Regions from separate parts of the Mus musculus genome. Here region 2 is linked to region 1. Evidence: chromatin loops called from intact Hi-C (ENCODE). Cell type or tissue: gastrocnemius. All regions are shown on one strand. Each heading gives the region's core, and the rest is flanking DNA. Links, peaks and the distances in the headings are about the cores only.

The links. A loop is a pair of places that touch in the nucleus more often than their neighbours do. Peaks named below come from ENCODE experiments on the same cell type or tissue, not always from the same donor. Only the 100,000 strongest peaks of a DNase experiment are listed, where the experiment ranks them.
Region 2: it touches region 1 in a loop (6-fold over the local background); 20 of 42 quality-filtered maps call a loop at or near these places.

The regions. Positions count from the first base shown.
Region 1 is chr6:48,639,765-48,647,724 of GRCm38, reverse strand. Gimap8 (GTPase, IMAP family member 8) reads right to left here and starts at 491. Exons shown (of 6, transcript NM_001077410.1): 1 at 440-491; 2 at 198-318. The coding sequence starts at 289. In gastrocnemius, for the core only: a CTCF peak has its summit at 4,751 (motif pointing right); a DNase peak (open chromatin) is centred at 4,731.
Region 2 is chr6:48,578,823-48,586,782 of GRCm38, reverse strand. No RefSeq gene overlaps it. Among named protein-coding and RNA genes, the nearest start is that of Gm5111, 6.6 kb to the left of the region's middle. In gastrocnemius, for the core only: no CTCF peak of the experiment used is centred there; a DNase peak (open chromatin) is centred at 4,566; H3K27ac peaks cover 109 bases.

The sequences.
Region 1 (7,960 bases), core at 2,364-6,363:
CCTGGCAGGCAGCTGTTCCACATTCTTTCTTGGGAAAAATACGGTACATCCCTACTGGATCTGGTTGGAGTGACATAATTCCAGCTCTTGAAATCCAACCCAACACAGGGCAGACTGCCTTCCACAGTCTAAACTTATCACCCCCCCCCAAGCTATAATAGACCCCCCCCACACACACACACACCTCTGAAACATACCTCGGTCTTTCCCCCTGTCCTACTGATGCTTCACAGCTTCTGTGCTCTGCCTGGCTTCCTGCAGCTGCTCCTTGGTGGGATGAAGTCGCCATCTCTGCCCTCAGGTCAGTGGAAGCAAATCCTAAAGAGGGCCAAGAGCCACACAAGGAGAGTTAAAGATTTACCAGGCCACCCCAGTCTCCCTGGCAGGAGGATTTCCAAATGTTTCTAGGAAGAAAGAGGTTTCTAGAAGCATGTCTTACATCAGTAGAGCCTGAGAAGGAGCTCAGAGCACATAGGATGAACACGGAAGGGGCTTAGGGAGGGGCCGGTGTGAACACAAAGGCACAGGTCTTCTGGAGATGCCCTTGGGTGCCACCATGTGGCTGTGGGAGCACAGTCATTCACACTGCTACAGACAAAGATGGTAACAGAAAGGCCTACTTGGGTCTTGTCCTAGTAAGCTTCAGCTATGAATGTAACACAGACCTAGAGTCATCTGGGTAGAAAAAAAAAAAAAACAAAAAAAACACGACTGAATGATTGCCTATAACAGACTGGCCTGTGGCCATGCCTGAGAGCCATTTTCTTAATTGCTGATTTATATTAGAGTCCGTCAGGGTGGCCTGTGTCATCCCTCGGCAGGTGGCCCGAGCTGTGTAAGAAAGGCAGCTGAGCAAGCCAGAGGGAAAGGTAAGCAGCATTCCTTCATGGTCTCGGCTTTAGCTCCTGTCTCCAGGTTCCTGCCTGGAGCTCCTGCCCTGGCCTCTCTCCTGCAGATTATCACTTGTAGACTGAAATCAACCTTTTCCTCCTCAAGTTGCTTTTGGTCTTGATGTTTATCGCAGCAACAGAAAAGCAAACTAGATCAGGTCTATTCTTTGCAAAGACCAAAATCGGAAGTTTTTGATGAAGTCAGTTTGGGAGTAAAACCCAGCAGACTTTCCTCTTGGCTCATCCCCACCACCGTCTCCCTCAGCCTGGACTGATCACACAATGTAGATAAAACTACAAAGGAACCATTTGCTTTCTCCCAGAATAAAGTGCTCCCTCATAGATGAGAAAAAGCTTTCCCCCAGCTAGCAAAACACAGAAATGTTTGAACCTGAGTTTTCATATGACTCACAGAACTCACTGTGTCCCAGCGACCTAATCTGATCTGTACTTCCTAAGCAAGGGGCACACTGAGAACAGCATGGTTTCCTTGTTAGAAGTCTAAAGTGACGTGTGCTTATGCTATAAGGATCCTGAAGGATTTGGGGAACAGGGCACATACAGACTCATACACTGGCAAAGAAAACTGCCCTATCCCCCTCCCCCTCCCATTCACTCACCTCACCTTAATAAAGAAGGTCCACTCATAGAACAGTCCCCACCTCCCCTGGGCACCAGGTCAGTGCATAGAATACCATCTAATTAAAATGTTGAGGTGAAAACTATAGACTAGGATATACAGGTGCCTGTGAGGCTGAGCTAAGGGCTAGCAAGCTCTTGCTGCTCCAAAACTGAGAAGCCATGGACTTGGGGGCGGGTCGGGGGGAAGGGCAGGCGTCCTAAATGAAATAATAAGCTTTGGAAGAGTGCTTAAAGTGAAATTAAAGCTTCTCACAACTTCTTCGTGACTTAGCAGGTCGACGATTGGTTTGCTGAATGATTTTGCTCTGCGGCCTTTCTGGTTTGGCTCTAAGGAAGGATGGGGTCTCCTGCCCTCTAGTGGCCGTGTGTAACGACACATGGAGCAAATGAGAACCTGAAAGGTCCCTGCTGACTCTCCTAGCTCTCAGTAGGGACAGGACAAAGTGGGACTATAAACTAACAGAAATTGCATAAGGAGAAAGATGCGGTCATGCAAGGAGGAGTCTACGACGGCCATGAATTGTGTTAGACACAGAGGCTAATCTGTGCGTCACGCACTTTAAGACCAGCACTTGGGAGGCAGAGGCAGGTGAAGCTCTGTGAGGTCCAGGCCAGCCGGAGCTACATAGTGAAACTATGTCTCCAAACACAAACAAAAAAGAAGAGGGAACATTTGCAAGGATCCCACAGTCTCAAGTCAGGGAAGCCGCGGAGCCTGCCACAGTGAAACTACCTATGGGGTGTGAGCACCGTGGTATGTTGGCGAGCCGTGGGAGCAAGGGAGAATATGTGCTGTGGAAACCCCCACTTCCCTTCTGCAGTTGACAGACAGTAGCGGAGGCTACATTTGATGGAACCTGTGAGTGAGGAGGATGATAGCGCACTGTAATCTGGAAGGGTCAGGAGCTACGTTTCCCCCTGGGAGGTTTCTCGCTTTTGGTGTGTGGTGTGAAGACATTCAGGGAAAGTTTTCTGGAGTGCTCTGAAGATCTCCTTTTCTGCCCGCTCCTGTTCCTGTCCTGGTGCTCAGTGCTGCTTTTGAGAATGGCAGGAGCAGAGCATGTGGCTATGATGTTCACCCTGACACTTTCCATTCTGCCAGGCTTTCTTATGCACCGGACCTACCAGAGGAAGTAAAGTTTTACTTTTCCAGAGTGGTGGCAAGTCCTCCTCCACCTCCTCCTCCTCCTCCTCCTCCTCCTCCTCCTCCTCCTTCTTCTTCTTCTTCTTCTTCTTCTTCTTCTTCTTCTTCTTCTCTCTCTCTCTCTCTCTCTCTCTCTCTCTCTCTCTCTCCTGATTTATGGCGAGTTTTGGTTTGTGAGCATCTTTTCTGGGTCAGTTCAGTATAACCAACTAGATAGCTTTAAGTGAAGACTGGGACCATTGCATCCCCGCGGTCAGGGAAGCTTCCTTTCCTTGGGGGAACCCAGAAAAAAGGTGCAACTTGAGTTAATGGGGTACAGTTGGCTCTTCTTTCCCTCCAAGTGCCAGCATTCAGGGTAAATGTTGGCCTCTGGTTGAACCCATAATGCAATGTGTGTCCTTTTATTCCCTATAACTGATCTCTAGAATTGGCCTATGTTTAGTCTCCAGACACTGATCTTAAAAAACTGCCAAGCCTCTCCCCCAGCATAAGTGAGCCCCACCTCTAGTTAACACTAACCAGTTCACTTCATTAACCTGTCAACAACCAACCCTTTGCCTTCGCCCAGCTGTTCTGAATACCTGGGTTAAGCTCTGTGTTGTCAAGGTACAAATTTTCTATCTTGATTCTGCTAAGCATATATGCTTATTAAATGTAGTCAACCTGTATGTTCTTTGGGTTTCTTCTTACATTGTTCAATAGTGTTCACCCCATGTAATTGCTTATATGTCGTTTGTGTGTGGGGGGGTTGCAGGGGCTAGCCTGTATCCATGACTGACTTGGGTTTTAAGTATCTATTTTACTTAGCATGTGGGAAGCACACATGAATACTGAGTTCAGAAGACAACCTGAAGGATTTGGTTCTCTCTTGCCACGTGGGCTCTGGGAATTGAACTCAGGTTGACAACAAAAATGCCTTAACCCACTGAGCCATCTTATCAGCCCTAATTTTATGTGCTTGTTATCAATATATATGTTCTGTATGCCATAGTAAAATATATGTTAAGTGGTATGATTTCATGATAAAGTTTCTCCACTCTCAAAAAGACTTTGATGCTAGTGGCCTATAAATATTCAAGAATGCATGACAATTTTCAGACAAGCTGGGCTGCCTAGCAGAGAGGTTCAGATTAACCAAGCCACCTGGAAGAGGCTGCAGGCTGGGCAGTAAGCTCCGGGTTCCAGTTTTCTCCAGCGGGTGGGCTTTGGGGATGCAGTTGTCTTTGAGTCACTTTTGATCCTGTAAGTAACCCCTTATCCATATGCCTATAAGCAATCCCAATAAAACTCACTGGTTCACCCAACTGGACTCTGGTGGCATCCTTGCTGTGGTCAGTTAGTCAGCTTCCTATGTGAAAGTAGATATTTGTCTCCCCAGAAGTGTCCCATGGCAGACAGTAACAGAAAATGACTCCTACCAGAGTCCCATTTCACTCTCCAAAAAAAAAAAAAAATGACACCTAACATTTTAATCAGTGGAACCCTGACTTCTCACAGAACTGCTCTCTCTTTTTTCTACCCCTGTCATAAGTAATAACTGTACATGGGGGAACGACGCATTCTGTTGGAAGAGAATTCAAAGAGAGGCTGTTTTGTTTTCCAGTTTCTTCTATAATGTGCTTGTCCATTTATGTCCCCAAACTGGAATCTGGTGAAATACCAAAATAAAATGACAGATCAAACCATTATCCTTAAATAAAATAAGAATTAGATACAGAGGACTAAACTCTTCTAGATTTATAGCTCGCTACTCTGTATGAGATCATGGCTATGTAATCAAACTGGCCAGAAGAAAACGAGATTTAAAGACTGTATTATTTAATTTTCTGTTGGTGTGATAAAAAAATACCATACCAAAGCAACTCAGAAAAGGAAGTGTTTATTTGGCTTACAATTGCAGAGTGGATGTGTGGTGGCTTGAATAAGAATGGCTGCCACAGGCTCCTGTCTGAATGCTTGATTCAAACAGTTCCTGGATCTGTTTGGGATGGGTTAGGAGGCATGGCCTTGTTAGAGAAGGCAGTCTTTTTTTTTTTTTTTTCTCCTAGAACCATCAAAAATGTGCACTAGAGGGCGCTATGTTCTTCGAATACCAGCGTCCATGCATGTGAGATTTCTGCATCCTTCATAGCCCATTCATTGAAGAATCCCAGACAAGTTGCACTTTAAATGGGAAACAAGGGGCTGGGGATATAGCCCAGTGGTAGAGCACTTGCTTAAAATGTGAGGCAGTGGGTCAATTCACAGACTGAAGAGAAAGGAAAAAAAAAGGAGTTAAATCAATTCCATCATGGGGATGCATCAAATGGTATCGCTCCCAAACAGGTCTATTTCCAAAAAACACAATATTGAGAGTCTACAGATTTGGGGGTGGGGGGGGCCCTATAAAATTATGAAAGCTAAAGACTGTTCTCACTCCAATTTTTCAAAAAAAAAAAAGAGGCCAGCAATAATAACATTAATTAAATGTTTACAGTATGATTAATTTAATCGATTGTTAATATGTTTTTCTCATATTATCAAACTCCTCAGTCAGCTGAATGATGGCCAAAAAAGCAGAGTCAGATAGCAGACAACTAACTGACTAAAGAGAGCTGGAACTTGAGATGGGCAGTGTACGTCTGGCTCCACACTTTGGAAGCTCAGAGTTGAAGGGGAGACAATGGGGAGGTAGGGGAGTGGGCACAGCAAACAAACCGGCAAGGGCAAGTGCTACAACAGTCCATGAGCTGAGCCGTTGGGGTTTTGTTTTGTTTTGTTTTGTTTTGTTTTGTTTTGTCTTCTGTCATTTTTGTTTTGTCTTTTGTCGCATTTGTTTTCTCCCATCAAGATTCTCTTTATCACAGGCCCAAAGCAAAACAGCCAAAGGACCATGAACCAGACCTCTCTCCAAAACTGTGACCAAAACACTTTCTTCTCATCCAAAGTTAATTTTTCCAGTATTTTGTTGTAATAACAGGAAGCTACCCAACTTGAAGGACATTAGTGGAGAATGCTAACGGGGAAATAAAAGCAGGCAGCAAGCACAAAGAGAATAGATGTGTAGTGATTTTGATAGTGTCTTGAGTCAAAGCCTTCTGAGATGTTGACAGCTGTACCGGAACCATGAGTGACAAGAAAGAACTCTGGGATGAGGGAACATATTTCAGAAAAACCTCACAGAGGGAAAACAGAGAATAGGAACTTTCTGTGATGCAGTATGGGTTTTAAATCATAACGAATGCCAGAGGAAATATGCAAATAGCCTTGACTTTGGTGGCTCTAGGTTTAAGTTTTCAATGTCACTGTGGTGAAGTGGTTAATATGAATCCAGTAGCAACTTCGAAGTCCGAGTTTTGAGCTTTTCTGGAGTAAGGTACACATGACAAATTCTCTCTCATACTGGGCAGCAGCATCAAGCCACGGCCACAGCCAGCCCTGCTGCTCCTCAGGGGACCATAGTGTAGGTGTTAAACATGCTGGACCTGCAGGCTTCATCGGACGATGATGGATTTATCAGGAGAGAGCCACATCATGAGTGAAGGGACATTTGTGTACTGAAGAACTGGGGAGTACGGGAGGGCAGCAGAAATGACCTGGAAGCACCTGGAGGGCAGCAGAAATGACCTGGAAGCACCTGGAGGGCAGCAGAAATGACCTGGAAGCACCTGGAGGGCAGCAGAAATGACCTGGAAGCACCTGTTCCAGTTCTGTCTGGTTTATTTCTCATTCTCTTAAGGAAGCCAGCGGACAACCTCAGGTGTTGTTCCTCAAAAGCGGTAACTACCGGTTCTTAGGGTTTTTTGTTTTGTATGAATGTATGAATATATGAATATATGTATGTATGTATGTATGTACATGTATGTATGGGTGCATATATGTATTTATGTATTTTGAGACAAGCTCTCATTGGCCCAAAGCTCACCCACTAGGCTAGGCTGGCTGAGCAGCAAGCCCTGGGGCCTACCTGTGTCACTCCTGGTATTTTTATATGGTCTCTAGGGATGAAACTAAATTCCTCATGTTTGCAAGTCAAGTACTTTGTGACTGAAGTATCTCGCCAGCCTTCTTTAAGCCACATCCTGAGGTTGAATCATCATTGTGTGACTGAAAGGACACGCAGTTAGGGCTCACCTGTAAATATATTTCTGGCTGTAATTTGGTAATGTTCTGCTGGGGAGTTTGTAATTATAGTCCTGAGTGAGACTGGCCTAGTTTTCTTCCGTAGTACTATCTTGTTATGGGAGTCTCCTTGCCTGACTTTGAAAGTGTTTCCCACATTCTCTATGACTGTACGGGAAAGCCATTTAATGGGGTTATGGGGATAAAGATCTTATTTTTCTACTGAAAATTCAACTATTGTGAGTAATTGTGACCCAGCATATATTCTAGAAAGTTGTCTGTTTCTTATAACTGTAAAATTGATTATTTGTCCATAGAATTCTGTGGTGTTTATAAAAGCATTGTATGCACGGTCATGCTCCACTCTGCTTCCTAACACTGTGTGGGTGCTATGTTCCCCTCCTCCCTCTCCATCCCCATAAGAGGTTGTCTGTTTTGTCTTTTCGAAGAAGTAGTTTTGATGTATTCTGTAACCCATTATTTTTATTGCAACTTTTCTGTTTCTATTTTAACATCTTAATTTTTTTTTTTTAATGCTGGAGATCAAGCCCAGGGCAAATGTTGGTGATCTGCCTCAGAGTTATACCCTCTGCCTACTTTTGCTAATTTAAATTGGACTTTTGTTTGTTTGTTTGTTGTTATTGTTGTATTGATGGAAGTTCTAGCTGCTCACCCAGGCTAGCCAGGAACTTGCCCCTGATATCACCCGCAGTCTCTGGAGTTCTGCAATACAGATGCGCACCACAGCCTGCCCTTTCACTATTAGATTCCCGATGTTTCTTCTTTTCTAATGAATGTGTTTACAGCTACATTTTCCTCTAATTACTATTTTAGTTATGCCTCACACGTTTTTGAATGTAATGTTCTCGGAGTTTCATGTTCGCAAATACTTATAATCTACATTGCAATTCTTTTCTTTGACCTGAATTATTTTTTAAACCATCTACTAGATAGAAGCTTTTATTTGTAATTCATGAGAGAAATTTGATGACAATTTGAAACTACCCAGGATTGACACGTTGGGACTCTGTCACCTGACAGAGCTAAAGGATCTGGTCTTCTGAGCCCAAGGAAGCTATGCAGGTGGTGTAGGAAAAATGAAGTCTCCTCGAGAGACATCCTGATGAGGACAGTGACCAGTCACATCAGCATCTGCCTGAAACACCCACAAGGTAGACAACAG
Region 2 (7,960 bases), core at 2,572-6,571, 61 kb after region 1:
TTGGATTTGGTTTTGTTTTGAGACAGTCTATGTAGTCTAGGCTAGCTTGGAATTTGGAACCCTCCTACCTCAGCCTCCCCACTGCTGGGATTATAGGCTGGAACCACCATGTCCAGCTCCCAACCTGGAGACTTTTAAAGAACAGAGACTGACTTCTTATAGTTCTAGAAGTTGAGAAGGTCAAAGTCAAAGGGCTCACACCTGATGAGACTCTTCATGACAGACAGTGGAAGAACAAATGTTGTTAGGGGGTAAAGGAGGTAACTCTCTCAGTGCTGCCATGGACCACCTGACACAGGCTCCTGAAGAGTTTATCTCACATCACAGTTTGAGGAGACGGTCTATCATGGCAGGAAGCAGAGCTAGCTGTAGCAGCAGGAGCCTGAGGCAGCTGATCACATTGTCTCTGCAGTCAGGAAGCAGAGACAGATGATGGCTGGTGGTCAGCTTGTGAAAGACCCACAACGTGAGGACTCCCCCACATTCTGACTCAGGAAAGACGACACCCCAAATCACTTACGAGAAATGGTCTTGATGCAAACTGCAAGAGGACTTTTATTTCAAGAGCGCTCTCCGGCCCACAGTCATACACCACGCAGGGGTAGAGGACTGTGGTGCCCCGAGTAGCTGGGTAAGGGGGTATTTAAAGGAAGAAACCACAACTCAAGGGGGTGGAGAGGCGTTGTTGGAAAATACCAAAAATACCAAAATACCAAAATACCAGTTAAGTGCAAAGTCACAAGAGTCACATGGAATACCTGGTAATTATGAGGGTTATTTCTCAAGAGTTTCTATGAGCCCCTAACAATAGCACATTTGCATAGCGGGTTCCAGCAATGGTCAGAGTGGGTCAGGGTGACTTTCTTTGAATGAACACTCCCTGAACCCAGGAAGCAGGTGGGTGGAGGAATGTCGCTATCTGTTTTATGATTAGCATACCTTGGAGCATTAAGTCACAGAGGTCACATTCTCAAGCCTGGGCCTAAAGGCCTAGAATTTTGTTTTTACTTTATACTTTTTCACTTGCTTTCTCCTTCTCTTCAACCTAAGACCCCTGCCTGTGATGCCACTCACACTCAGGGGAGGTTTTCCTCAGCAAAACATCTCTGGAGACTCTTTTTTTTTTTTAAGATTTATTTATTTATTATATGTAAGTACACTGTAGCTGTCTTCAGACACACCAGAAGAGGGCGTCAGATTTCGTTACGGATGGTTGTGAGCCACCATGTAGTTGCTGGGATTTGAACTCTTCCTTTGGAAGAGCAGTCGGGTACTCTTACCCACTGAGCCATCTCACCAGCCCCTCTGGAGACTCTTAAAGGCATTCCCAGAGGTGTGCCTTCTAGGCAATTCCAAGCCCAGACAAGGTGATATGTAGATGAACCATCACAGGAGCAGTGACACTGTAGCAGGGTATGTAAAAGGGTAGGTTTTCCAAAGCATACACATGGAGTGACCCATGGCTCTGACCACATATGTGGCAGAAGATGGCCTTGTTGGACATCAGTGGGAGGAGAGGCCCTCAGGCTTGAGGGTGTTCAATGCCCCGCTGTAGGGGAATGCCAGGGGGGGAAGATGGGAGTAGATGGGTGAGGGAGCACCCTCATAGGAGCCGTGGGAGGTGGGGATGGGATAGGGGAGTTCTGAAGGGGAGACCTGGAAAGGGGAAAACATTTGAAATGTAAATTTAAAAACAAACAAACAAAAAGGTGGATTTTCATGTCTGTGCTCTCAGAAGCTCTCACTTTAGTTTCAAATGAAGCTATTTTCTTTCTCTTCTACCTTTACCTAGAAGTTTTCCAAGTTATATTTTCCCCAATCTAATCTATTATTAAAATATTTTAATATTGGCTTTGTTTTTTATTCATGTGTTTGTGGCTGTGTGCATGTGTGTGTTTGTGAGTGGGTGTGTGTATGTTTGTGAGTGTGTGCATGTGCACACACATGCATGCAGATGCCTGAGGAGACCAGAAGAGGGTAGGTGTGAGTTGCTCGATGTGGATGCTGGCAACTGAACTCAGGTTCTCCACAAGAGCTGCAAATGCTCTTAAGCCTGAGTCATCTTTCCAACCTCCTCATGTCACAACTCATAGTTTGCATTTGCAAAGTGATTTTTTTTGTGTGTGTGTCATGTAACGTAGGATTCCCAGATTTAGAAAAGGTCACCTTTGGGGTCTTAATTCAGCCCATCACACCATTCCCATGCCTTTTAGCCCAGGGCTCAGTTTTAATGTTCTTCAAAGCATCTGTTGATGTAGTGAGACATTTACAAGGCTCATACCTTGCTCCCTACCACAAAACAAGCTATAAGAAGACAGATATTTGGTTTGTTGTTTGCACCAATGTACAGCAGCATCTTGAAAGTTATCTGGCTCAAGCACCCACCAGGTGCTTGTGGGCAAAGGAAGATGTCGATATTAGCTCTATCCCATGGTTCCACCAACCTAATGAAACCACACACACTTGTCCCAGTTTCTTCCTTTTGCCTGCTTTTGTTAAGCAGAACACGAAAGCCTAAGAGCAAGAGAACAAGTGCCACTATTTGCAGAGGAAGTGTCAGTGTATGAGGGAGATAATGGACAAGACACAGTCTCCCCGACGGACTCTGTATCAGGACTGCACTCACTGTCTCACCCGGAGCATTCGTTACTCCAGTCAAAATAAATGGGTGCAAGATGCTTTGGAGAGTCCTACCTCTAAAGACAGTCTGACATCATGACCTGAGAACACACTTGGTAGAAGGCACTCTGCAATTTACTTCCACGCCTCTTTGTGACATAGTCCAAGGTGTTGCCAGGGAAACATTACATCATCGGGTGCTTCTCTAGAGAGAAAGCGCTTTGCTTGGTTTAAAAAGACTTTGCTATCCTTTCAAGATCAGACTCTATTTTTGCATGAGCATTCCTCTATTAATGCTTAGCTGGGATCCAGTAATACCTTATTCAATTTAATTTTTTTTTTAAAAAAATGGATTTAGGGGCTGGAGAGATGGCTCAGCAGTTAAGAGCAATAACTATTCTCCCAGAGGTCCTGAGTTCAATTCCCAGCAACCACACGGTGGCTCACAACCATCTGTAATGGGATCTGATGACCTCTTCTGGTGTGTCTGAAGGCACTGACAGTTAACTCGTATACATAAAATCAATAAACAAATCTTTTTTTAAAATTGATTCAGAAGCCAGTGTGTATTTGTCTGCCCTTGCTTTAATATCTACTGAAAGCCAGGTCTGGCTCAGAGATGCAAAGGCTTTGGGATGCACGGGATGCAGCAGAACACATGCATCATGCAGTGCTTTGTTCCCTGTGGTGGCAAGTGCTGCTGTTTGCAGGTGTCACCTGTACTTGTTTACTAAATAACTAAAACCTTGGGCTGCAGCTCCTGCCTGCCCAAACACCCTCTCAGTAGAACCATTTAGGTGACCTGAAAGAATTGTCACTGTAGTGGTTTGAATGAAACTCCTCCATGGGCTGTAGCATTTGGCCCCTTGGCCCCTGGTTTGCAGCACTGTTTAAGGAGGTTATGGGAGAGGAGCAACCTTGCTGAAGGTAATATGCCTCTAGAGATAAGACGTGAGAGTTTGTAACCTTCCGGGTCACTAGAGATGATATGTGAGAGCTTGTAGACTTCCAGGTCACTCTCTCTGCTTTTCATTTCTGGTTGAAGATGTGAGTTCTCAGCTCCCTGGTAGGGTGCCTGCGGTCATGACTCTCCACCACTGTAAGCTCTCCTTGGGAACCTACCCAAGGAAGCTCTTCTTTCTGTGTCATGGTATCGTATCACAGCAACAGAAAGGAAACCAGTACAGTTGCCTTGACCCCAGTCTTTACCCTCTGGTTTGTTTCAAACCTGGGTCCATCTTTTGTTAGTTTAGAAACTTCATCATCACCAGATAAACAGTCTGCCTTGACCTTCGTAGGACACCAGAAGACACAACTCAGCTCAGCACCAGTTAAGAAAGCTTTTCAAATTATAGATTATTTGAAACAGCAGAAATGTGATGAGTTTAACAACTGTATAATAACATTCCACCATCATCATCACCTCCTCCTGATACTATTCTAAAATCTATTTTAATTAACATCACATATACAGTAGATGAATAGTACATTGTATCATAATATGTAGCATATCTAATAACCAAAAATATCTTTAAAAGACTTTACTTGAAAAAGTGCATCCTAGCTGCTCTTCTTGGTGTGCTCTATGCCAGTGAGATTTCCTGTCTCAGAAGCATGGTGAATAGTTTCTGTGGAATAACACTCAAGGTTTTCCTCTGCCCTCCACACACGAGTGCGCAAGGCATGTTTGTAGCCACCCCCTGCATACACACATACACACTGATAAAAATAAACTACCAAAGTGCCTCTCTCAGCCGAGCTCTCCCACCTTTGTCTGGGCCGTGCTGGATGGAGGTTCTAACAAACGAGTGTGGGACAGAAAACCAATACCACAAACTGACCAGTGCCTGTGTCAGAGTGGAGGGAGGGGACACTCTTAGGGTCATGGCCTATGGTGATGAAGGCTGTGGTCAGTGAGGAAGAAAATTCTACAGCCCTGTCACTTGAAACCCTTTAGAACATCCTAACTGAAGAATAAAGGACATAGTTCCTGCTCAGCAGCTCCATCTAGTGGTAGATCTTTGAGTGCAAAATATGGTATCTGACCACTTTGATTTTTAAAAAATTTCTCACTCATGAAGCAAGCACAAAATGTCTACTTTATACTGATGCAAGTTTCTTTTGTTAGTTGTTACACTTTCTTAAAAGAGTAATTGCAAAGTTTCTGTATATATTAAATTATAAAAATGCATCCACTTACATCAAAATTTCATTTCCTATTGAGGCAGGACAGTGGGGAAGGAAAAGAAGTGCACGAGAGCTATGAGGAAGCATATGGAATGAGCCTGTTAGCAGAGAGAAAGGCTGAAAATCCTCAGGACCTGTGTGAGACCGAGCATGGGAAAAGCCATATATATACAAGCAGGAGCAGGCCAGCACTATGGGAGAGATATGTAAAGGGTACATTTCCCCACTTCCAGACAACATTCTGGGGTGCTATCCTACTGCAGGGTACCCTGCCTCACACCCTTGGAGTGTGAATGAAACCATTTTTGGATGTTTGAATTCACTTGGAAAGGGCAACAGATCTTTGGGTACTTCCCCCAAGCTGACTGTCACAGTCCCACTATTTGTCATGAGATGGTGGCCCATGACTGGTTTTACATCTTACCCAGTGGGAGAGTGCCTTGGTGACAGGGTGCCTTGTAATAAAACAGGATCCCTACAAGGTTAGGGACAATCTTGCTCAGTCAGTCCAGAAAGGAATGTTAGCAGAGATAATCTGTCTCCTAGGATTATCTGTCTTGCTTGAGGTAGAAGACAGACTGCAGAACTGCACGTAGTCCCCGTGGCTGCAACGGTTTCCCAATTCTCAAGCTCTTCATCCCTCCTTAAAAGGAGTTAGTCAGCTTTTTTCCTTGGTAGACCCCTCAGTTTGCTGCAGGAGAGAAGCTACCCCTTGCTGTGTGTGCTAACAATGACAGTCTTGTCGGTCAGAGGTCAGACTCTATCTATTTTCTGCCTTCTTTGTGCTGCCTCAGAAATCTAACACTTATGAAGGGCATCCAAGGTCCACTGGCAGCCCAAGCCCTCTACATGCACCTCCCTTGCTCCCATCTGCTGCGGTCCCCCACGTGGGTGAGCAGCACCCCCTTCTCTCTCAAGCAGCCTTTTCTTTTACTCTCTTCTCCATACTTCTTTCACTTGTCTCTGTCTTGCTCTGACGCAGTCTGACTTCCAGGTGGAAGGTCAATTCTCCATTCAATCAGACCATGAATCCAACATGGCCAAAATGTCAGGACCAGGAAATTCACAGACGCTAACTCAGAGGGGTTCTGGTTGGGTCTCGGGGGCTCCAGCAGTCCCAGTCTGCCTGTCTTGAGACTCGCTGGGTCGAAGGTTCCAGGAACTTTGCACAGGCCATGAGAACTGCTTGGTTGAGAGTTTTAGGAATACTCCACTGGATCCTCATTCTCTCAACTCTTGAAAACAGAAAAGTAGGGATGTCTCTCCTACTTTCCAGGCCTCTGGAGTCAATTTAAAACCAGAAGGACGTCTACAGGTAGCTGAATTTGGCCCATTTTTTAACCTGGTTCTGTACCCACCATGGTCTCTTAACTGTCTGCACCAAAAAACACAATCCTTAGCCTATCTGTAGGCTAATCTAAAAGAGCTCCATTTGGGACACTTCAGACCAGCCACACTTATTTGGCTCTTGGTCACACACACACACACACACACACACACACACACACACACACACACACTATAACTTCCAGCTCATCTTATTAACCCTTTCATCCCAGTGCTTAGCTCCCACTTGCAACCACATCCAGCGCCAGAATGCCTGCTGTTTCTATGGCGTCTCCAGGTGTGTTTCTCTCAACTGAGACAACTTTCTGCTCTTGAGATGCCTCTGCCTTATATCTATTGTCTGCCTTTGTCTCTGCCTCACCAAGCCTGGATATGCTTGCTTGTGTTTTTATAACTTTCTATTTGGTGACCTTTAGGTTACAGATATGTATATTATTGATATAAAAAATATTTTTTAGATTTTTTTCAAGTTGTCTGCTTCCATCTGCAGATGGAATGTGAACAAACTGGTTGTAGATTTAAAAACAAACAAACAAACAAACAAAAAAGATCCTCTGTCTAAAACCTCTCGATAAAAATTTCAGCTGCTCCTGCTTCAAATAACCACAGCTGGGCTTTAAGATGGGCGATGTCATCAAACCTTCGCCAGAGTAGCCGGTCACTTCTCCCAGCTCTAAGTATTAGACCCTAAGTGTATGAGATGTCAAGGTTTTCTGGGTGTGCAGGCTAAAAACTAAAGGGGTGGTATTCATCTATGCAGCAATGAAAAGGCTGTGATTTACTCTGAGTAAAGTCTCCAAATGTAGCCTAATGCCTCCCCTTAGAAAATTTTCTTACAACAAATAGTAGATTTATTTGTTACTGTTAAGTCTCCTGATATTTACATTTTTTACTCATGAGAAACTTATAAAAATAACATAGCTAAATGTAATTTTCTGAATACTACTTCCTCTTCTTGATTTTGTTTACAAAAAGATGTTCCCCCATCCAGCCACAGCCTCCTCCTATGTACGGGCTCTGATTCCCTCCCTTCTAGCTCCTCCCCTGGGTCACTCGTTTCCACCTCCTTATTCCTCCAATGCTTGTGGTTTTACCCTGAGTTTTCAATGCTCTACTTGCTGAACCTCCCCTCACCCTACACCAGCTCCACTTCCTCCTGATACATCTGCAAAAAGACCTTCTAGACGATGTGGAGAAACTCTGGCTCTAAGGAACTTTCATCCCTGTCAGCCCGTGGTTTTCTCCTGTTCTGGTCCTTCAGTGCTCTGAAACTCCCTGCTGCTGCTTCTGACTCACCATGGTACAGCATTCTTGGCAGTGGGACTTGTCACTCACTGTTGTCCTGAATAACCTTGTACCCACTTCCTGTCACGGCTCACTCTGTCTGTCCTGCCTCCATTTCTCCCTTTCCATTCACCGTTCTGGGAAACCAGAAAGGTTTCAGTTTTACTCTATAACCAAATTGTCCATTTACAGATCTCTAGAATTATATTTCAAATGTTTCTCCAGAAATACATAACAGGAATTGCATAATCCGTCAAAGACAATCAAGTTAAAACTCTGCCCCTGCTAAGTGACCAGAGGACCTCTCTTCAACTGACCCTGAACTATCCCCTCGTGAAGATGGCCTCCCTCCGCAGAAAGCAGCTAAGAAAGGACCAATGACCTTACCTCCGTTTTTTGTACCATTGAGTTTAGAATGACAGAGTGCCTTGGTGACAAGATTCCTACAACATTAAAGACAATTTTGTTCAGTCATCCCAGACAAGAATGTTTGCAGAGATAACCTATCCCCCATGATCATCTA